Regions from separate parts of the Homo sapiens genome. Here region 2 is linked to region 1. A link is a loop called in an ENCODE intact Hi-C map of the cell type or tissue named here. Cell type or tissue: endothelial cell of umbilical vein. All regions are shown on one strand. Links, peaks and the distances in the headings refer to the core of each region. The heading gives the core; the rest is flanking DNA.

Evidence for each region. Peaks named below come from ENCODE experiments on the same cell type or tissue, not always from the same donor. Only the 100,000 strongest peaks of a DNase experiment are listed, where the experiment ranks them.
Region 2: a loop joins it to region 1, with 2.1 times the contacts of the local background. A loop is called at or near these places in 2 of 110 quality-filtered maps.

Annotation. Positions count from the first base shown.
Region 1 is chr11:36,001,972-36,013,744 of GRCh38, forward strand. All of the region lies in intron 1 of LDLRAD3 (low density lipoprotein receptor class A domain containing 3), which reads left to right. It overlaps MIR3973 (microRNA 3973), which reads left to right and starts at 8,127; the gene lies at 8,127-8,233. In endothelial cell of umbilical vein, for the core only: no CTCF peak of the experiment used is centred there; DNase peaks (open chromatin) are centred at 6,840 and 7,740; H3K27ac peaks cover 2,838 bases.
Region 2 is chr11:35,901,129-35,912,901 of GRCh38, forward strand. No RefSeq gene overlaps it. Among named protein-coding and RNA genes, the nearest start is that of LDLRAD3, 37 kb to the right of the region's middle. In endothelial cell of umbilical vein, for the core only: no CTCF peak of the experiment used is centred there; DNase peaks (open chromatin) are centred at 7,183 and 8,953; H3K27ac peaks cover 887 bases.

The sequences.
Region 1 (11,773 bases), core at 2,273-10,272:
TTAGGTTACTTGAGACCCAGTGAGCAGCTCTGTTCTAATATTAATTAACATTTACAAAACACAAAGGGCCCCTTTTGCTGGGGCTCCTCGTCTAGGGGGGTTGCTTTCGCATTTCTTCTAAACCAGTTTTAATTGCTGTATTGAATTGAATCCAGTAGATGTTCCATAAGTTATTTAACTACTCCCTGCTTTTGGGCTTTGTGTTGTTTCCAGGTTTTTGTTGTTACAAACATCACTGTGAATGACAGGTTTGTAGCTATTACTAGCATACACTTAACAGTCATTCCTGTTGATCAGAAAAATCCCCAGAAATTCCACATCCCTTTGTTCCTCCAGAGTTGAATGGCTTGCAGCAGAGACAGCTGCCTGGCACTGGCCCCGTAGGTCAGGAGCCTGGAGCTCACTGCTTTGTGCATGTGTTGTCACTCCTTCCTGTGTCGTCCTCATCATCCCTTCAACGACTAGAGTCAGAGCTGGTGTTGCATGATTCTGTTCCTGTGACTGTCCTGCCTGGAGAGGAGCACGTGCGATCATCTCAAAGGCCCCATTGATACCCTCAGCTAACATCATCTCCCGGTGCTTTTTCTAACTCTGGCTTATCTTACCAGCCACCCAGGGTCACACTAGGTCTTCATCAGGCCCGTCCTGGACTGGGGAGGGTCCACTGGAACCTCACTTGGCTTTAGGACAGTGAGTGTCATCGAACTGGACAAGGTCAGAGGAAGTCAGAAATGTTATTCCTGATAAATAGCTTGCAAAAATGATTTTAGCCTGGCTTGCTTCACTGGAGAAGGGCCCCTTTGGCACACCTACCACATTGCTTCCCACTTTCCAGTAGAAAAGAATTAGAGATGGACTGCCTAAATAATAAGGTGGCATTTATGCCATAGAAGCTCACAGGCATCCTACAAATGGAATATGTAAGAACAGCTATTTCCCGTACAACAGTGCCCATTTTATCCCTTAGCTTTCTGGCATATAGAGTAACCTTGCATGTGTTATTACGTTATCATCACATTTTGTTAGGGAAAACCGTACACATTTCCAATTAAGACAAAGAATGTGCAATTTCCTGAAGTCAGGATTGAGGTCATAACTTTGAGTGCTCAAGAATTCCAAGTTTAATTAAGCCACCAAATGCTGTTGATAAAGAGAAAATGCCCTATCAATATCAGAGGTGATGAGAGGGTGATCTGGCTGTGACAGGTCACTCTTCTAATGGCCAAGCCTGATCTTACCTGGCCTGGCTGGTGCAGGAAGTATCTCCTATTAGAGTGAGTGTGTGTCACATCTGGAAGCTGCCAGGTTCTGTTCTAATACCCTTTTCTGTTTCAGTAGAGACTACACACAGATTTTGCCACTGTGAATGGGGTGTGTTGCTTTTCTTCCATATTAACTGTATTTTCTCAGCCTTTCCTGTTGAAGCCTGAGTCCTTTCAGTCAGGAGGCCTGTGAGCTTCCAAGCTGAGTGGACTTGGAGGGAAAGTGAGAGAATGTTGATAGGGTCTTACAGCAAAAATGAGCCCTGTGACATCCTGTCTCTTGGAAGGGTTGGAATGCTTTTGTCCCTGTTCTAAAGAGTCACTCTCCAGGGACGGAGCATCATGTTAGTTCAGCTTAGATTACATGATCTCCCTTTGGCTAGAAAGGGTAGAACCTCTGCCTATGGTCCTACTACATTATAGCCACTGAGAAAGTGATAATTCAAATAAAGTAGAAGGAGAATGGATGTTGTATTAGTCCGTTTTCACATTGCTATAAAGAACCACCTGAGCCTGGGTAATTTATGAAGAAAAGAGGTTTAGTTGACTCACAGTTCCATAGGTTTAACAGAAAGCATGGCTGGGAGGCCTCAGGAAGCTTACAATCATGGTGGAAGGCGAAGGGGAAGCAAGCACCTTATTCACATGGTGGCAGGAGGGAGAGAGAGAGAGTGAAGGGGGAAGTGCCACACACTTTTAAACCATCAGATCTCATGAGAACTCACTGTCACAAAAACAGCAAAGGGGAAATCTGCCCCATGATCCAGTCACTTCCCACCAGGCCTCTCCTCCAATATGACATGAGACTTGGGTGGGGGCACACATCCAAACCAAATTATTGCACCCGTGACCCCTCCCAAATATCATGTCCTTTTCACATTGCAAAATACAATTATCTCTTCTCAACAGTCCCCTAGTCTTATTTCAGCATTAACTCAGAAGTTCACAGTTCAAAGTCTTATCTGAGACAAAGTAAATCCCTTCTGCCTATGAGCCTGTAAAATCAAAATCAAGTTAATTACTTCCAAGATACAATGGGGATACAGGTATAGGGTGAATGCTTTTGTTTCAAGTGGGGGAAATTGGCTGAAAAAATGGGGCTGTAGTCCCCACACAAGTCTGAAACCCAGCAGGGCAGTCATTAAATCTTAAAGCTCCAAAATGATCCCCTTTGACTCCATGTCTCACATCCAGGGCACACCGATGCAAAAGGTGGGCTCTCAAGGCCTTGGGCATCTCTGCTTCTGTGAGTCTGCAGGGTACAGCCCCCATGGCAGCTTTCACAGGCTGGCATTGAGTGCCTGTGGCTTTTCCAGGTGCATAGTGCAAGCAATCAGTGGATCTACATTCTGGGGTCTGAATAATGGTGACCCCCTTCTCACAGCTCTACTAGGCAGTGCCCCAGTGGTTACTGCGTATAGGGGCTCCAACCCCACATTTCCCGTCTACATTGCCCTAGTAGAGGTTCTGCATGAGGGCTCTGCCCCTGCAGCAGACTTCTGCCTGGACATCCAGGAGTTTCCATACATCCTCTGAAATCTAGAGAGAGGTTCCCAAACCTCAACTCTTGCCTTCTGTGCACCCACAGGTCCAACACCATGTGAAAGTTGGCAAGGCTTGAGGCTTGCACCCTCTGACACCACAGCTTGAGCTGTACCTTGGCCCCTTTTAGCTGGAGCTGGAGTGGCTAGGACACAGGGCACCATGTCCCAAGGCTGCAGAGAGCAACTGGGTCCTGGGCCCTGCTCACAAAACCATTTTTCCCTCCTGGCCTGTGATGGGAGGGGCTGCTGTGAAGTTCTCTGAAATGCCCTGGAGACATTTCTCCTGTTGTCTTGGCTATTGACATTCAGCTCCATTTTACTTATGCAAACTTCTGCAGCAGGGTTGAATTTCTTTCCAGAAAATAGGGTTTTCTTTTCTACCACATGGCCGGGCTGCACATTTTCCAAACTTTTATGCTCTGCTTCCCTTTTAAATATAAGTTCCAATTTCAGATAATCTCTTTGTTCATGCATATGAGCATACACTTTTAGAAACAGCCAGGTCATGAATGCTTTGCTGCTTAGAAATTTCTTCTGTGAGATACCCTAAATCATCTCTGTCAAGTTCAAAGTTCCACAGATCTCTAGGGCAGGGGCAGAATGCCACCAGTCTCTTTGCTAAAGCATAGCAAGAGTGACCTTTACTCCCGTTCCCGATAAGTTCCTCATCTCCATCTGAGACCACCTCAGCCCGGACTTCATTGTCCATGTCACGATCAGCATTTTGGTCAAGAACATTCAACAAGTCTCTAGGAAGTTCCAAACTTTCCCACATCTTCCTGCCTTCTTCTGAGCTCTCCAAACTATTCCAACCTCTGCCCATTACCCAGTTCGAAAGTCACTTTCACATGTTCTGGTATCTTTACAGCAGTGCCCCACTCCTGGTACCCATTTTCTGTATTAGTTCATTTTCACACTCCTATAAAGAACTGCCTTAGACTGGGTAATTTCTGAAGAAAAAAGGGCTAATTTACTCTCAATTCTGCAAGCTTAACAAGAAGCATGACTAGGAGGCCTCAGGCAACTTAAAATCATGGCAGAAGGTGAAGGGAAAGCAAGGACCTTCTTCACATGGTGGCAGGAGAGAGAGAGCGCGAAGGGGGAAGTGCCACACATGTTTAAAGCATCAGATCTCATGAGAACTTGCTATCACGAGAGCAGCAAGGGGGAAATCCATCCCCATGATTCAGTCACCTCCTACTAGGCCCCTCCTCCAATTCGACATGAGATTTGGACAGAGACACAAATCCAAACCATATCTAAGATGTTGAGCAACTTAAACAAAAACTGCGCCCTTGCCCACTATAGATGCCCAGTCGTTCCTCATCCCACAGGAAATATGGGCTCAGAGACCTCAATGGTGGGTAGCATCATTGAGTGTTTTCCTCTAGCCCCAGCAGTTTGATTCTGTTTAATCCTTCTTTTCTCCCTAAATTATGTGGGCGCCATAGTTACCAGAGTTACAATTAATTCACAGATTAGGGGAAAAGCCATGACTTTAGGAAGCATATGGATGAATTAAAATGTTGGCTTTTCTACTCATTAGCTGGATGCTCTTGACTTTTCCCAGCCTTGGTTTCCTTAAGGGTGCAGTCAAGGGGATGAGATGCCTCCCAGAGTTGTTCTGAGAATTAAATGGAACAGGTTTAGTGAAAGCGCTGAGCTGTGTGCCAGGCATATACGAAGTAGGAGTTACTGAATGGATGTGTGATGGTGGTTCACCCTCCCCGAATCCCAGACTGGGCACCTTGGGCTCGCTGCCTCTCCATAGCTGCTGCAGTTCCTAGTGTTTAAGAGTGTGGGTTTTAGAGTCATACAGACCTGGGTTCCATGACTGTCTGATTATGTTTCCTTGGGCAAGTTTTTGAACTCTCTGAGCCTTAGTTTTCTCCTCTGTAAACTTAGCACTGGTTCCTTCCTCCATCACATGGTGGTGGTGAACAATCCCATGACAATGCAGGATGTAGATATTTAGCTCAGTGCCTGGTGCATAAATAGTGCTCCACTGTTATCACACAGGGTGAAATTGCCTTATGGGCTCAAGCCCGTGGATTCAGACCTTACTTCTGGCTGCATCTGCCTTGCTCCAGATGTCGACTATTCCCCTTCCTGCAGGGGAAGTCGCACTTTTAGCCCAAGAGGGAGGAAATGGCTGCTCCATTGCCACCATCCTGCTCAAGGTTCAGCCCTACTGGTCCCATATTTGTGCCTTGACCTGGGTTACTCTGTCCCCAGCCCCACACAGTGGGCCTCAGTGACTCTCTCAGTCTGTGGGGGAGAAAGTTAACAATTCTGATTCCAAGAGCTTTGGAAAAATCCCACCTCCTCCAGCAGTCATTATTTATTTATACTTTAATCTTCATGGATTACTCTGAGTTGCTCATAGCTTTCCAGAAAGCTCCGAGTAAGTGGAAGTCGTACATGCACCCGAAGTAATTAATGCACTTTCTACTAGTGAGAGAAGGTGTAATTCGCAGGAATGTGTGTCAAGACCCACCCTGCTAAATTTATACCCTGTAATTTGCAATGTTTGTTGGCACTGAATTGGCAGGTTGGTGAGTCTAGCCTACCTGCTTTGCAATTATATCTACTGGCCGGTATTGTAGGATTGAGTAACTGGAGAGACTCATCACTTAAGTAAATTAGAACCTGCTTCTGGGACCCATCTGAGATCACCCTCTGGTAGGGAGGCTGGTTAATCATGTTTCCTTTGTGCATACTGGAGAGAATCTGATAAAGGTGAGGGAGGGAAGAGGCGAAGGCAGTCCTGAGGCTTGCCTGAGTGTGGAAGGACCGGCGGCTTGGGAAGGCATTTCTTCAGCAGTCCTCCTCAGCCAGCACTCTGGAAAAGGAAAACACAAAACTGTTAGAACAGAAATGGTCTTATGGTCCATTTTATGAGCTGCATCAGCCCTAATAATCAGCTCTGGGGGAGACTCGTGTTAGTTTTTAAAACTAGAAGTCACTTTGCAGCCTCTGCAGACCAGTGATTTTAGTACAGTCCTCGTAAATTTTCTTTCTGAGGGGAAACTGGCAGGAGAATCCGACAGGCTGCAATGTAAGCTTGTAGTTCAGGTGCTGGGAAGCGGGTGTGAGATGGTTGGATTTTTCCATGGCTATGTTTTTGTGGCCAGATAAAAGAATTGAGTGAAGATGAAATAAAGTTTAGGCAGACCCAACCCTTGTAGAAATCCCAGACACTCAGTTTACTCCACGTGACCTCTGGTGGACTGTTCAGCCTACCTGAGTGGCCTCTTCTCCTTTGTGGAAGGGAGCAAATGAGTCTTTTGATTAAAGTTGTTATAAATATTAGATGCTTGTAAAGGCTCCGGCACATGGAGAATACCCAATAAATGGTAGTTATCATTAGGGCCATTTTTATGTGAGGAGGGCATATTATTTGTCATTTGTAAAGAACACTTGGGGACGCAAACCAGGCAGAATGGGTAAACAAATTGGGTAAAATCCTATATTTTTTCAAAAAGCCATTTGAATGTGCACCTGAGGCCTGAAAATGTGGATTAGATACAGATTGTGCTTTGATGAGAGTGCAGTTGTACCTCAAGGAAAGCCTCCTCCATCCCAACTCCAGGGTTCATGGAAGACGGTAGCATTCCTATTTGGTGTTGGGACCTCTTCAAGGCTTGAGAAAATATAAGGAGGAATTTAGAATCTGGGGAGAGGGATCCTTTCTCCCAGGAGTTTGTTGGGGTCAAGAAATGTAACTTTAAATGCTCCTATTGCAAGATTGGGTTTGTCGATACACAGGCAATTCTTTGGGTGTTCCAGTCCTATGGGGTGAGAAAGAATGAATATATATATTTTTTATCTGTCTCTGTATGTGCCTGTGTCAATTCCTAGTAAATATTTATGGGCTGGCAAGTTGCAACTGGGAAAGGCCCATGTTTAACTGGCTAAATATTAATAAGCATATTCAAGAGAACTGAGGTCTTTGTTTTGTCTTCTTAAGAAATGAATCCGCTCTTATTCACTGTGTATTCACAGGAAACTGTGCTGTTCAGGGAAGAAGTACTGCCTTGTTTTCCTTGTAGGCTTTCCAGCTTGGATTTCGATTTCCACTGAGGCCTTATTTTTAAAAACATGTTTTTACAGCAGCATTACAACTGTGGAGATTATAGCAGTCTCCTACAGCTTTGGTTATGAAAATAATATATATCGTCTTTTTATTCCCTTTAATTGACCATTCTCTTACCTTCCTTTGTCTCCACATGGAGACACGGCTAGATATCTCCCTCCTTTGTATTTTTTTCTCTCTTCTCCAACACTCTGAGATCAAGGCCCAAGTAAGTACACACCTTCACTTTTATCCTGGTTTCCTGGTATCCAGTGAAATGGATTTCATACTGCTGAAATGTCCATCCTTTCCCCAACTCATATCTGTGGCTACTTCTACCTTTCTCTTCCTGGAACTTTCCTGAAGAGTTAATTTCCTTATCTTGGCAGTGCTTCCCAGGAAACTCCCTTTTTTGCTCTGAGACAGACCTTTTAATAGTATTAAATCAAATGCTTCCAAACCATAGTTTAGACCCCCTGCTCTGGGAGCAGTCATCATAGGCAGGGCTTTGACGAACTCCCTTTGCAGGATCTGGTTGTCTATCCTGGTCACCTGGATTTACAAAAGGCTAAGAATAGCATTGGAGAAGACAGTCCTGTATTATTTTTCACTTACATACCTGAAAAATTAGTTTCTATCCGAATAGAAATGGATTTCCACCCAGCCAGAGGTTTATGCTGAAAGATGTAAAGTGGAATTGGGAAGATAAAATTAGACTCTTTAGGAAAGAATGGGTTTCCCACCTCCACTATAATCACTGTCATGCACCCTTATAAGTGGATTGGGTGTTGCTGAAATGCAAATGCCATTCGTTCTGTTGCTGATTTGCTTACCGAAAGTTGCAGAAATTCAATCCATGCAGAAAATTCTATGAGTCACTTCATTTCCTGCAACATTTTTTTTCCATTATTCATATTATGGAAAAGAGCACATCAAAAAGGCAGGTCTGCAAATAACACAGTTTTCAAAAAGATTGTTTTATTTTTCTTACGAAGAAGTTTTCCAGAAATCTGTAACCAGTATCAGGAATTCTCCAGCTTTGTATACATAGCCACTCATGATCGGATTCTACTCCTTGCTTTTATCTTGCTTGTTGTCTTTGGGGTTTTGAAGATTTGAAGGAAACTGGTCAGAATTATTGACAAAGTGCTCAGGCCTCAAAAAATACTATCAGAATAAGGGACTGAAGAGTATAACCTACTTTATTGTGTTTGTGTCTGGAGTATCTGAGTGTTAAAATTTGAAGCCCAGGGTAGCTCTCTGTATTGCTTGTTACATTTTAGGATTGCTTGCCCCTTGCTCCAATGGTGCAGGCAGAAGAAATGCAAACAAAGTACAGCATTAGCCTTAGCAAAACATATAACTAGGACAGTGGATCTGCTGCCAAAAATACCATCTGCTGTTTTCCAAAGCCAGAGATGGATGACTTGAGTTGTCTCTGCCTTCAGCAAATAGTCAAGAGACTAAATAGATTTATTTACTTTAAGTTTGCCCAGCCCTTCATAATATTTCTTATTAGAAGAAGAATATATTTTGGAATTAGTGAAGATAGACCCAACTCTTTGATTCCCAAATGGATGCCTAAAAATTTCCAATAGCTTCCAAATTGGATTTTCTTATTACTTTTCTTTCCCATCTCTTTCTACATAGGGCTGCCAGGTTAACCTACCTGAAGCATTACTCATCTCATGTCACTCCCTTGCTCAAAAACGGATGATGTTGGCTTCTCCTTGTGTATAAAGTTAAGTCCAAGTTCTATAGTCTGGCACTTAAAGCTTTTCCCACCCTTATATCCTCCTCTCCATGACCATTTGCTTTCATGCCTCCATTTAGCTCAGCGTTTCATTTGGAATAGAGGTCTGCATCATACCCAACCTGCAAAGCAGCCTGGGTGGAAATTATTCCATGCAGCATTCCATGATGCTTCCCCTGGAATAAATTTCCCCCTCCTTAGAAATTCTTTTTTTTTTGAAATGGAGTTTCGCTCTTGTTGCCTAGGCTGGAGTGTGATGGTGCGATCTTGGCTCACTGCAACCTCTGCTTCCGAGATTCAAGCAATTCTCCTGCCTCAGCCTCCTGAGTAGCTGGGATTGCAGGCATGCACCACCAAGCCTGGCTGATTTTGTATTTTTAGTAGAGGTGGGGTTTCTCCATGTTGGTCAGGCTGGTCTCGAACTCCTAACCTCAGGTGATCTGCCTGCCTTGGCCTCCCAAAGTGCTGCAATTACAGGCGTGAGCCACCGCACCCAGCCCCTCTTAGTAATTCTTACATTCCATTTCTTACTTTCTTCTGTGGCATTTATGACTTCCAACTTTTATAATTATAAAATAATTTTAATTTTATAGCTCTTTAGGTGCACACTTCTTCTCTCCTGCTCAATAGTAGGTTTTTGATGTGCTCAAGTCTTGTATTCCCTGCAACCTTGAGTATAGTAGGTGTCTAATGCTTTCTTTTTGGGTAAATGAATGAATCAGTTAGTTGAATGAGTGCTTACTACAAAACAGAGCATGCGATAGGCAGCGGGTATCTATTAAATATAAATATCTTGTTCCATGGCCCCAATCAGTGAAAAATGTCATTGTTGAGGAGGTCACTGGCTAGGAATTTTAGAAGTGAGAACACAGTGGTCATTGCTGTAGTCTAGATTTGGGTGGTCCTTCAACACTTCAGATGTATAATTAATTTGGGATTTGTGTATCAAAAGTTCTGCTACCTCAATAATACTGATATTATAACCTTTGAAAGGGTGGAGAGAGAACCATAAGCAATTGTAACTTATGTATTCTTCATCAACAGGTCTATTCTGCTATTTTGGGGACATAGCAGAGGTCAGTTGGAAAGAGATTTAGCGAGCCAGTTAGAGCCTGATTTGCATGCTAGTTCTCATTACCTGGCTTGTCATCTTGAACCTCAATTTCCTCATCTGGAAAATGGGTATAAGTAGCTACCCGATGCAGTGTGGATTAAATGACAAACAGAAAGCACCAGTGCAGGCTCTAACACATAGTGGGTGCTCCACGAATGCAGGCATCACGTCTAAGGGAAGTCTGAGTGGCGGCCTGTCACCAGCATCATGACTGTTTGACTTCATAGTCTAACTGCATGACTGTGGGGAAGAAGGCAGGTACGGTCATAGAAGTTTGCTATTTTCTTCGAAAGTGATTTCTTACTATTGATTTTAATCAGTTTAGATTGTTGTTCTTCTATATTCTAAAGTCTCTAGGGGTTAGGAATTCTGATTAATATATTCTATAGTAGTCTCCCCTTATCTTCGGGGGGTACATTTCAAGACCCCCAGTGGATGCCTGAAACCGAATATAGTACCAAATTGCTGTCAACTGAAACCTATTTCTGTCCATGTGTTCCACCTACAAATTTAATGCCTTTCCATCCTAACTAAGCACTTATCACACACTCTGGCTATAACTTTTGCAGTTTGAGGTGTGACAGCAAAACTAGCACAAATTCTTTTTCCTTCTTCACAATTTCACAGATAGAAAATTTTTTCTCACTGTACATCTTAGCAACCTCAGCATAAGTTTTTTTTCCTTTCCTTACTAAGTCGAGAACTTTCACCTTTTCACTTAAAGGAAGCACTTTACAGCTTCTCTTTGGCATACCTGAATTACCAGCATCACTCTTCTTGTGCTTTGGGGCCATTATTAAATAAAATTGGTTACTGAAACACAAACATTGCAAGACAGAGGCAGTTGATCTGATAACTGAGACCGTTCTTAAGTGACTAATAGGCAGATAGTGTAGACAGTGTGTGTATGCTGGACAAAGGGAAGATTCATATCCTGGGCAGGACAGAGCAGGACGACACGAGATTTCATCACACCGCTCAGAATTGGACCACAATTCAGAACTTATGAATGGTTTATTTTTGGAATTTTCCATTAATATTTTCAGAAGTCCATTGACTGAGGGTAACTGAAACTGCAAAAAACGAAACTGCAGAAAAGGGAGGACTATTGTATTTCAAGATGTGAACTTCTGGGAATTTTAAAACTGGAAAAAAGCTGGATGGAAAAGTTGAAAAGAAAAAAGTCAGATGTTTGGGAGCAGAGGTTGGAAATTTATGCAGTTTCAATTCTATTTCCATTATACTTCTAAAGTTACCGTTAATTTTGAAATATAAAAAATGTCCATTTTGTATAAATCAGCTTGCCCAAAGGTATTATATTTGGTATATTTAGAGATAGAAATGCTGTTCCTTATTTGTACAGGCAACCTGAGAAATATTTTGTTTTCCAAATATCGCTGAGTGTTCTTATCTCTTGTCCTTTGAGCAGTACTGAGGATAATGCCTGATTCATAAGGGCAGTTGGGTAATAATACATTTTTTTCTGAAATTGTGTGCTTATTAGCAGGGCTTCTTAGCCTCTCAGCAGTTTGCTGATGCAAAGGGACTTTGAAGGAATGATGTCTGTTTCTTCTTCTTCTTTTTTTTTACTTTAAGTTCCGAGATACATGTGCAGAATGTGCAGGTTTGTTACATAGGTATACATGTGCCATGGTGGTTTGCTGCACCTGTCTACCCATTGTCTAGGTTTTAAGCCCTGCATACATTAGGTATTTGTCCTGATGCTCTCCCTCCCCTTGCCCCCCACCCCCCTACAGGCCCCTGTGTGTGATATTCCCTTCCCTGTGTCCATGTGTTCTCATTGTTCAACTCCCACTTATGAGTGAGAACATGTGGTGTTTGGTTTTCTGTTCCTGTGTTAGTTTGCCGAGAGTGATGGCTTCCAGCTTGATCCATGTCCCTGCAAAGGACATGAACTCATTCTTTTTTATGGCTGCATAGTATTCCATGGTATATATGTGCCATATTTTCTTTAGGAGTGATGTCTATTTCTTTGGATGGTGTTTTACAAAGTCTGTTTCCTTT
Region 2 (11,773 bases), core at 2,506-10,505, 100 kb before region 1:
CATGTTCATACTGGAAGCCACTCAAATTCTCATCAATGTTGAAATGATAAGTAAATTTTTGTGTATTGATGCAATGGACTACTAAACAGCAATGACAATAAACTATAATTACATGTAATAACATGAATGTAACAAACATAATATTGATCGAAAGAAGGCAGATACACACACCAAAACATACAATACATTATTCTATTTATATAAAGCATGGAAACATATACTATTGCATTAGAATTTGGATGATAGTTGCCATAAGGAGTGGGTTTGTGGTTGGAAGTAAGTAAGAGGGAGCTTCTGAAGTGCTGGTTACACAAGGATGTTTAATATGTGAAAACGTACCCAGTTGTGTATTTATGGTTTGTAATTTTAAAAAATCAATTCCTGGTGGATGGATAACTATGACTATCAAAACTAAGAACTTCTGGACTAACAGAGCCACATTGAAGGTGGTAGGTAGAAAAAAACTAAGTCACTTTGGAAAATAGAACTCTGGTTATATATTGTAAAGCTAAAGACAAAAAGAACCATATAGAAATATTGTACTATAGTTAAGTACATTTCCTTCTTATAAAGCTATGAGGTTAAAGGTTAAGTACATTTGCTTCTTATAAAGGTTAGCAATTCTGAAAGCATTTGATGTCTATACTAGGTTTGAGCAAATAAATACATTGTAGATAATGACAGGTTGTTCACTATCAGAGAAAGAAGATAAAAATGAGGGAAATGAAGGTCAAAGAAACTCTGTGGTGTTAGATTATAACCTATACCATCGGTATGAATTCATGGCTTTTAATATGCACTCCCACAGAATGCATAGATATAAAAATAAACATAGCTATATGTATGTTTGTGCTGTACATATATGATATACTTCCTAGCTCTTTCTGTTGAGAGGGACTAGAAGCACTGAAACCTCAGTAACAATGTGCAAAGCTAGCACCAAGATCTTGATTTATAAATATCATCTTACAATAAAAGGAACAATAAATCCTTGGAAAAATGGTTGACTCCAGAGCACGGACAGGGAAAACAGAAGATGAGCCTGGAGCATATCGTGGGACCCGAAAGTAAGTTTACAACCAGAAAACGAGGTGATATTGATAGGAATCAACCTGAAAGAGCTCCCAATGGTTAATCCTGGGACCATTTGAAAAACAAAATAAATAAGAAAGAAATGAATTGTAACCCATAAAATAAAATTAATATCCTTGAGTCCATATCGGTATAATTGAATAAATAAATGGGGGCAAAAGGACACTACTTCCTTACGCAGAATTCCAATTAATAAGTGCAAAGGGAATTATAGAAAATCATCATAGGCAACACCAGAGTAATAATTACTGGGAGCACAAATCATTGCAGGATGCCAAAATTAGTAGGTAAAGGTAGAATGAGAAACAGGATAGTTGTATGGTCCTAAAGTATGTCCCTACAGGATACTTATTAGTTATAAAGGAAAAAATAGTAAATTTACTGTGAATTCTGGCACATATCACCTTAATCAAAGTTAACCCGACCAGTAACAATATCAGCATCCTATACTTTCTGATATGATGCACTGAGAAAAGCAAAACATCCATGTTATTCTTGAAAAAAAAAAAAAAAAGCATAACCCCAATCTAATCATGAGAAAAACTGACAATATCAAGTGCTGTCAAGGATATGGAGCAACTAGAACTCCCATATGTTGAGAATGAGAATGCAAAATAGTACAGCCACTTTGAAAAACAGTTTGGCAATTACTTATATATGAACATTTACCATATGATCCAGCAATTCCATCGCCACGTATTTACCCAAGATAAATGAAAGCTTGCATCCACACAAAGACTTCTATACAAATTTTATAATGGCTTTATTTGTATACAAGTCAAAGCTTTACCAAAAACTGGAAACAGCTCAATGTCCACCAACTGGTGAATAGATAAACCAGTTAGTGCCTATATATTCTTTACCCAGCTTTGTCTAATAGTAACATAACCAGAGTAAAATCATTGAAATGAACAAAAAAATAACCAAATTGTGGTACATCCATTCAATGGAATACTACTAAGAAATGAAAAAGAACAGACTACTGATACAACCAAATAAAGTGTCTCAAATGCATTATTCTAAGTGAAATAAGCCAGACTCAAAAGGCTCTATTCTGTATGACTCTATATGTCAATTCTGGAAAAAACAAAACTATAGGGATTAAAAACAGGTCAGCAGTCTTCAACCTTCTTGGCACCCAGAACTGGTTTCATGGGAGACAACTTTTCCACGGGGTGGGGTAAGGGGGATTGTTTCAAGATAAAACTGTTCCACCTCAGGTCATCAGGCATTAGATTCTCATAAGGAGCACACAACCTAGATCCCCTGTATGTGCAGTTCACAATAGGGTTTGTGCTCCTATGAGAATCTAATGCCACTGCTGATCTGACAGGAGGCAGAGCTTAGGTGGTAATGCTCACTCACCTGCCACTCACCTCCTGCTGTGCAGCCAGGTGATAACAGGCCACAAACTGATACCATGACCTGGGGGTTGTAGACCCCTGAGATAGGTGGTTGCCATGGGCTGGAGTAGGGGAAGAGGTTGACTAAAAAGGGGCATGAGGGGGCCGGGCACAGTGGCTCACGCCTGTAATCCCAGCACTTTTGGAGGCCGAGGCGGGTGGATCATGAGGTCAGGAGATTGAGACCATCCTGGCTAAGATGGTGAAACCCCGTCTCTACTAAAAATACAAAAAATTATCTGGGTGTGGTGGGTGGGCGCCTGTAGTCCCAGCTACTGGGGAGGCTGACGCAGGATAACAGCGTGATCCCGGGAGGTGGGGCTTGCAGTGAGCTGAGATCGCACCACTGCACTCCAGCCTGGGCGACAGAGCAAGACTCTGTCTCAAAAAAAAAAAAAAAAAAAAAAAAGAGTAGGGGGCATGAGGGAATTTTAGGGGGTTAATGGGACTGTTCTATTTTTCAATTGTGATAGTTATTACATGACTGGAAATATTTGTCAAAATTCAGAACTATACACTAACAAGGGTGAATTGTACTCTATGTGAATATAAATCATACTCAAAAACCTGACTTAAAAAAAGACAAAGTAAACCAAAATTTCTTAGATACGCCATGTTTATAGTTACTAATTATTGGAATAGTTTTGCTAATTATGAGAAAACATTAGAGAGTCCCAAATTGAGGGATAGTCTACAAAATACCTCTTCAAAAGTGTTGAGCTCAAAAAGACAAAGAAAAACTGAGGAATCACCCCAGATTGCAAGAGACCAAGGATACATGACAATTTTAGTCAATGTAGGAATCTTAGGTTGGATCCTGAACTGTGAAAAGGGCATTAGTGGACAGTTGACAAAATGGGGATTAAGGTCTGTAGATTAGTAATAGTATTGTGGCAGTATTAATTTTTTGTACTCTGGTTAAGTAATATGTTACTATTAGGGAATGCTAGGTAAAAAGTATACAGGAACTCTCTGTATTATTTTTTTAAGTCTAAAATGATTTTATCGTACAAAGTTTTTTAAAAATTAACAACTTCTATTTATTAAAAGATTCTATGAGAATGTAAAAAGGCAATCCACAGAGTGCAAGACAGTATTTGCAATACATATATTCAACAAAGAACTCATTTCCATAATATATAAAGAAGTCTTTAATATTAATAAGAAATATATATAACACTCAACAGAAAAAGGATGAAAACTGTTCTAAGCACTTCACAGAGGAGGATCTCCAAATGCCAATAAACATAAAAGGTATGCAATCTTATTATTCATCAGGAATATGCAAAATAAGACCAACAAGATGCTGCCACCCACTTAACAGAATTGCTATCATTAAAAGACCAATAATACCAAGTGCTGGCAAGTATTTGAACTGATACAGGACTTTCATACCTTCTTGGCAGAAATATAAATTGGGACAACCTACAAACAGTGAATATATACATACCCTCTTCCCCATTAATTCTGCCTCTAGGTACATATAACTAAGAAAAATGTGGACATATATTCACCAAAAGACACATACAAAAATGTGATAGCAGTACTACTTGTAATAGCCCCAAATTTGCAAATCAAATGGCCATCAACATAAATTGTAGTGTAGTCATCCAATGGAATGATATGCAGTAGTAAAAATGAAACTACCATTATCCATCACAACACGATTGAATCATACAACTGTAATGTCGAGCAAAAGAGGAAAAATTTAGCTTGATGATAGAAGTCAGAATAGTGGTTACCTTTGGGAACAGGCAGGCAGCGACAGTGAGGGGACATGAGGGGACAATTGTTACACAGCTGTGCTCACTTTGTGAAAATGCATTGAACTATACACACATCTGCATATGTGATACTTACAAAAAGGTTTAATTTTTAAAATCCTTTGGAAGGCAAAGAATAGGGAGAGAAATAGAAGTGTTTTCATGAAAATATTAAAAATTCCTTTTGTTTTGAAGAAAACTATTGTTCTGTGTAATACACTTCTCCATATGGGCGAAGAAAAGCGTCCGGATAGCCCTCTTCAATGTAGGTATGATGTAAAAGCCAAGACTTCTGTGTGCTAAAACAGTAGCAACAACATAAACAAATATCAAAAGGAAGCAGACAGAAAAATTAGAGAAGAAAGTAACCATACACATCTGGAGAACCAAAAGCAAACAAACAAACAAAAAAATTCCAAGATATCAAATTGGAGAAGTGAAAATACAGTATATGTTTTATAAGACAATCAAACTGCCATGCCCATGGTGATTTCAGGAAGCTGTCTTCTCAGAGTGAAAGCCAGGGGTTACTTTGTGGGGTAAGGATAAAGAACAAAAAGATACACTGCATAATGAAAGGGCATCAGAATGAATAGAAGATAATTCCCTTGGACATGAGATGCAATGAAGTCAAGACCCATATTTTATCTCTGCTGGAGGCAGTCTTATTTGTTAGTAAAGTGCTAGGATAATAAACCATTGTTCTCCTTGCCAAGAACGTCAAAACAAATACAAGCTTCTTTGCTCAGTGCTAAAAATGTCTGAGCCTTTGGAGAACAGCTGGGCAGAAAGCGATCTTGTTCAATTTCAGCACATTTTTTCCCAAGTATTAGGCTGTCCGAACTCAGCCCACATCAAATCATCCCAGGCACCCAGTGCTGGGACAGACCTGTCATGAAAACACAGCCTATCAAACTTGAGCGAGTGGAACGCACAATAAAACCACTTTAAACTTGTCCAACTCTCTGTCTGAAGGAGCAAGGACTTTGAAGCACAAAAAAGCTACTTTAAACAGATAATTCCTTTGAGGTGCTTTTTTCATAAATATAAAAAAAAATGTTGCTGTGCTTGCAAAATTCTGTATATTGATAAGGCTCTGGGAGCATTAGAAATGATTTATGATCTCCTGGCTACCAATATCACTGTTGCCTAAGGGACAGCTTCTCCTAAGAATTTGCAAAATTGTTCTCCATGCTATCAAGTCAGCTCTCATTAAAGTATGTCTCATTTGTGGCTTGTGATTTGTATTAATTTGGAGGTATGTCATTTAGGATGTTTGGGGATTCAAGTAACTAAAAATTAAAAATGAATTCAACTGGCTTAAACAATAAGAACACTTCTTTTATCAAATAACAAGAATCCCAGAAGTAAAGTAGTCCAAGGTGGGTTAACCCAGTGACTCAAATGATGTCATCAAGGACCCAAGTTCTTTCTATCTTTCAGTTCTTCCATTCTCATGCTAAGTCCCCTCATGGGCCTAAGGTGGCTGCCACAGTCCCGCGCATCACAGCCAGATCTAAAAGTATCTAAAAGAAGAAGGAGTGTTCCTATGAGTTTCTTTTCATCACTGAGAATAAAAAAATCTTTGCAAAAGGCCTATCAGCAGACTGTCTATCGAGTTTTAGTGGCTAGAATTGTATCACATGCTTATGTCTAAGCCACTAACTAGACAGCAAATAGGATCACAATGCACCTATTAGACTAATTTACATCTAAACACAGGGATGGGGGTTATCTATGACTGATAAGATGATGGAGCAGACACCCAAGTAAATGTGTGGTACGGTCAACTTAGAAGAAAAGAGAATAGGCTGTTAGGTAGGCAAGCATCTGTGTCTGCTATAATTGACATGAAAGGTAAAATAAGTTTGGTCTAATTGAATTTTTTGGCTTAACTATGGTATGTATATATTTAAAAAAACCTTCTTACTTTCATTTTTTAATAGGCAGAATGTTGTTCTGCTGCCCAGACTGGGGTTCAGTAGTGTGATAATAGCTCACTGCAACCTTGAACTCCTTCAAGAGATCCTCCTGCCTCAGCCTCCTGAGTAGCTGGGACTTCAGGCATGCACCACCATGCCTGGCTAATTTGTTTTTATTTTTATTTTTGTAGAACGGGGTCTCATTATGTTGCCCAGGCTGGTCTCAAACTCCTGGGCTCAAGTGATCCTCCCACCTCAGCCTCCCAAAGTGTTGCAATTACAAGTGTGAGCCACCATGCTAAGCCAAAACCCTTTTAGATTCTGGCTCTGGCTGTTAAAAATTATTCTATATTAGTTCACTTCCCCCCTACTACTTAAACTGGAATGACACCTTTGGTGTGTCTATACCTAATGACACTCACCTTTCCCCACCCTTTGAAACTCCTCTTTTATTTCCATCCTCAGGATCTTAGGAGTAAGCCTCCTTCACCTGTGTTTGTGCAATGCTGTCTTCCTAGCCACAGATGATTGGAGCTGAGGTGTACAGCGGAACTTAGCTAAACCAATCAGCTTCTTTCTCTGAGAATTTCAAATTGGGGGAAACTCTGGTTGCATCAGTCTCTTCATGCGCTTGGATCTATAACATAACCTCTAGAATTGTGGGGCAGCAATTTTTCTGCCATTTGGGACAAGAAGCAAAAACTAGTGTAAGGGAAAGTAAAAATGAAAAAGATATACAGTGAGTAGTTTCTACAAGTTTTGGCTCCATAAGGCACTTTGAACTACCCCTTCACCACACACAGGCACGTGTACACACACACCTCAAAATGCATATGCAAGCCAGCTTGAGGCAGCTTATGTTACTTGCAACCAAACAGTCCTAACCAAAAAGGAACACAGTGTCCCTTTTCAGAGATGATTGAGGATCTTGCAGAATGCTAGGGTCATCCTGAAGAACTGCCAGTTCTCATTTCCTTTGTGCATAGAAAACTGAAGACAATGAGTCATACCTGTCATAAATTCACCCCAGACCTTGCTACAGACGTTGCCTTTGTTTGATTTAAATCTTCACTATTGGTTTGGTTTCTAATACTTTTTACTCTTTTTTCTAAAAGTATTCAACAAAACACTCAACAGTAACAACAACAAATAACTGTGTATTATGTGAATGGGAGGTGTTATGTTGTGTCTTGGAGAGGCAGGGAATGGGACTAATATCTATTGAGTTCCAACAATTTGCTTTGCATGTATTGTTTACTTTTATCCTTATCACACACTACCTACTAGTAATAACAAAACGAGGCCATGCCTGGTGGCTCATGCCTGTAATCCCAGCGCTTTGGGAGGCCGAGGTGGGTGGATCACTTGAGATCAGGAGTTTGAGACCAGCCTGGCCAACATGGTGAAACCCGGTCTCTACAAAAAATAAAAAATTAGCTGGGCGTGGTGGTGGGAACCTATAATCCTAGCTTCTTGGGAGGCTGTGGCAGGAGAATCACTTGAACCCGGGAGGTGGAGGTTCCAGTAAGCCGAGATCGTGCCACTGCACTCCAGCCTGGGAAACATAGTGTGACTCCATCTCAAAAAAAAATATGTGTGTATATGTGTGTGTGTGTGTGTGTGTGTGTGTGTGTATTTATAACAAAACCATTTTACTAGTGTGGAAGCTGAGTCTCAGAGAAGTACATTGATTTTGTTAAAGTCACACAGCTAGAAAGCCATGGAAGATTTTAAGCCCAGGCTCCAGAGAATCAAAGTTGATGATGTTTTCACTATTCCACGTTGTTAAACAGAAAAAAAAAAAGTGCTTTGATTAACCATCCTGTTAGGTAGACTCTGATTAACTGACATCTGACTCTGGCTATTTTTATTCTCACAATATAGGATATTCTCTACCATCAGGGAGAGAAACAGAGACAGGGAGAATGACCTTGTAGCACCAGATCTATTACGGATATTTCTGCATTTTTAAAATTTCTAAATTAAGCACTGCTACCTCTGGTAAAAACAGAGGATAACATTTTTTAACATGTGGAACAAACAAACGCCAGGGAAGATTAAATGAGGGGCACAAGATCCTTAGAGACAGAAGCACTTTGTAGCCATCCCTTCTCGCTGTCTTAGTAGGTGTACATTCTCAAGCTGTTGATTTTTCTTGACTAATTAAAGATGATTGGAGTTTTAGAGTTTGGCTTTATTTTTGTTTTTCTCCATCTTTCACATATCCCAACTCACACACTGTCTGCTGCTGCCAATTAGCAAGAACGTGGGAGAAGAGTTAGTCCTGGCTATAACCAGGCTGGATACAAACCTGTCACAATGAGATTAGGGATATTCAGGCAAAAGCATTTACCTTAATGTGTTTCGTTCCTAGCAAAACAATCATGCAAATGTTTTAAGTCAAACTTTCCAAAACAGACACAGTCATGCAAAGCTGTCCATGTGAAACAGGTTGCCAGTCAGAACCACCATTTTTATCTTCCACTGCTGTTCTGTAGGCCAGTTAACTCTTCTCTACCCATAGAATGTCTTCTTTGTTTTTAGATGTTTAAAAAAACCACCCAGTTGAATTGTTACATTACAAAAAAAGGTTACACTTTTGTTTTTAATACATTCCAACATTACAGGAATGAAATGCAGAAATGGAAATTTGGATTTGAGTTTTTCATACTGTCAGTAGCCCTTCCTGTAAACCTTGCCAATATCAAGAAGGTCTTAAAAAGTGTAAACTACAGGAAAACTGCAATTAGTCAAAATGCCCTGGGTATGGGAGATTCCAGGTTATCTCAGAGTTAACCAGAAAATCCTTTTCACTTCAACCCTTGCCATTGAAAGTCTCTGAAAAGCGTGAGTTGAGTTTCCTGCCTTAAAAAGCACAGTTTACTCTAAATGCAATTTAATGTTTGCCTGATAGTTGAGGGTCAGGGTGGACCTCAGGCTAAATATTCTGGACCCCAATTCCCATTGTCCAGAAAAAGCAAAACAAAAGGAAATGGGAGATTGGGTAGAATTTCTACTCAACCCTAGGACATGTTTTTGAAGTTCTTGAAATGAGCCTTTTCCTTCTGGTATTTTGCTCCTTTCTACTTCTATAAAGAGAGAAAAAAAAAGTCTGCTAAACTAGGAGTTTTGCCTATATAAGTTCCAGTGAAATCAAGATGCTATGATATTTGAATTTTTCCTTTAATCTTTATGAAAGAGATGACTGAGGTGTCGGCCATCAGGAGTTGGGAGCCATCCTCTTCCACCTGGTCTTGGATCTAGTACAGGGAGGCTTGGAAAAGTGAGTTCCCCTAGCCACCCCCCACCTTTCACTACCCCTCCAATGAGAGAGCAGAATGGCATGGGTCATGCATTTGGTTATTTCTTCTCATCATTTGTCACTCTCTAGACCAAGGTTCCTCATCCTTGGCATTACTGACATTTTGGGTTGGATAATTATTGTTGTAGGAGGCTGTATTAGGGTTCTCTAGTGGGACAGAACTAATAAGATAGACGTATATATAAAGGGGAGTTTTTTTATTTTTTATTTTTTTTTATTTTTGAGACAGAGTCTTGCTCTGTTGCCCAGGCTGAAGTGCAGTGGCACAATCTCAGTTCACTGCAAGGTCTGCTTCCTGGGTTCACGCCATTCTCCTACCTCAGCCTTCCGAGTAGCTGGGACTACAGGCACCCACCACCATGCCTGGCTAATTTTTTTGTATTTTTAGAAAAGACGGCATTTCACTGTGTTAGCCAGGATGGTCTCGATCTCCTGACCTCATGGTCCACGCACCTTGACCTCCCAAAGTGCTGGGATTACAGGCGTGAGCCATCACGCCTGTTTATTAAGAGTATTGACTCATACCATCACAAGGGGAGGTCCCACAATAGGTTGTCTGCAAGCTGAGCAACAAGGAAGCCAGTCTGAGTCTCAAAACCTCAAAACTAGGGAAGCAAACAGTGCAGCCCTCTGTTGGTGGTCAAAGGTCCAAGGGTCCCAAAGCTTGGAGTCTGATGTTCAAGGGAGGCAGCGTCCAGCACAGGAGAAAGGTGTAGGCTGGGAGACTCAGCCAGTCTAGTCTTTTCCCATTCTTCTGCCTGCTTTTATTCTGGCCATGCTGGCAGCTGATTAGATTGTGCCCACCCACATTGAGGGTGAGTCTGACTTTCCCTATCCACCGACTCAAATGTTTATCTCCTTTGACAACACCCTCACAGACACACCCAGGAACAATACTTTGCATCCTTCAATCCAATCAAGGTGACAGTTGATATTAACCATCACATAGGCTGTTCTGCACACAGTAGGATGTTCCTGCTAGATGCCAGCAGCACTCCCCTCACCTCCTCAGTTGTGACAACCAAAAATGACTCCAGACATTGCCAAATATTCCCTGAGAGGCAAAACTGCCCCTAGTTGAGAATTACTGGTCTAGATGGAAGCACAATTATTCTTTTTCTCCCCCACTTGTCAAGATTATGAGTTTTCTTGACCTTGGCAAGTAATTTCATAACATATTTCCTGTGCTACTTCATGGAAAAACAGAAATAATTATCTGATGAAAGTGGTATTTTGACTTGAATTGTATGAGGCAGGCCTTGTTAAAATACAACTGCAGGTTCTGCATTGTTTACTCTTCTAAATTTCCCTTGAGGTCATTGTCATTATGGACACGGAGTCAAGCCTTAGCCACAGCCTCTTATGTTGTATGGTCATCTTCAATTTCATTTTTGCATCTATCTCAGAAATACTTTCACTACTGTTGCTGCTTCCTAAAGGCTTAACAGATTTTTCACCCACTGGGTTCTTTTAAACCTGTTATTCTTTCTCTCCAGTGGATTGGGTTAAATTTAAATTCCACATTCTTAAAGAATATTTTGTATATTTTAAAAATTTGATAAATTAGTTGAATTCAGGCAGTTAGTTCTAGATGCCTGATTTTAAGGGTGTAGTAGTATTTCTGCTATAGAAAGAGCAGAAGTTAAATTGTTGTGGAGAGCAGATCAGGAGAGTTACTTACATATGTTGATTTTCAAATTTCAAACAATTAAATATTTCATATATTTATATTATAATATAATGTATGTACAATTTTCCAAGTTCATCGGATTTTTTGTGTATGTTATTTTTACTTAGATGGTAAAGAATAGAACACAAAACAATAGGTGCTGACTATATAAAAAATGTTCATTTACCTAGGTAAAGCCTAAAATATAACAATTAAGGCCGGGTGTGCTGGCTCACGCCTGTAATCCCAGCACTTTTGGAGGCCAAGGCAGTGGGTCACCTGAGGTCAGGCGTTTGAGACCAGTCTGACCAACATGGAGAAACCCCGTCTCTACTAAAAATACAAAATTAGTCAGGTGTGGTGGCACATGCCTGTAATTCCAGCTACTTAAGAAGGCTGAGGCAGGAGAATCGCTTGAACCCACGAGGTGGAGGTTGTGGTGAACTGAGATCGCACCATTGCACTCCAGCCTGGGCAACAAGAGCAAAACTCCATCAAAAAAAAAATCTTGTTTACATAAATTTAAAATGGCATGTATTTTTCTGACATGAAAGTAACACCCTCACATGACGTTCACTGGAAATACAAAAAGTGAAATGATG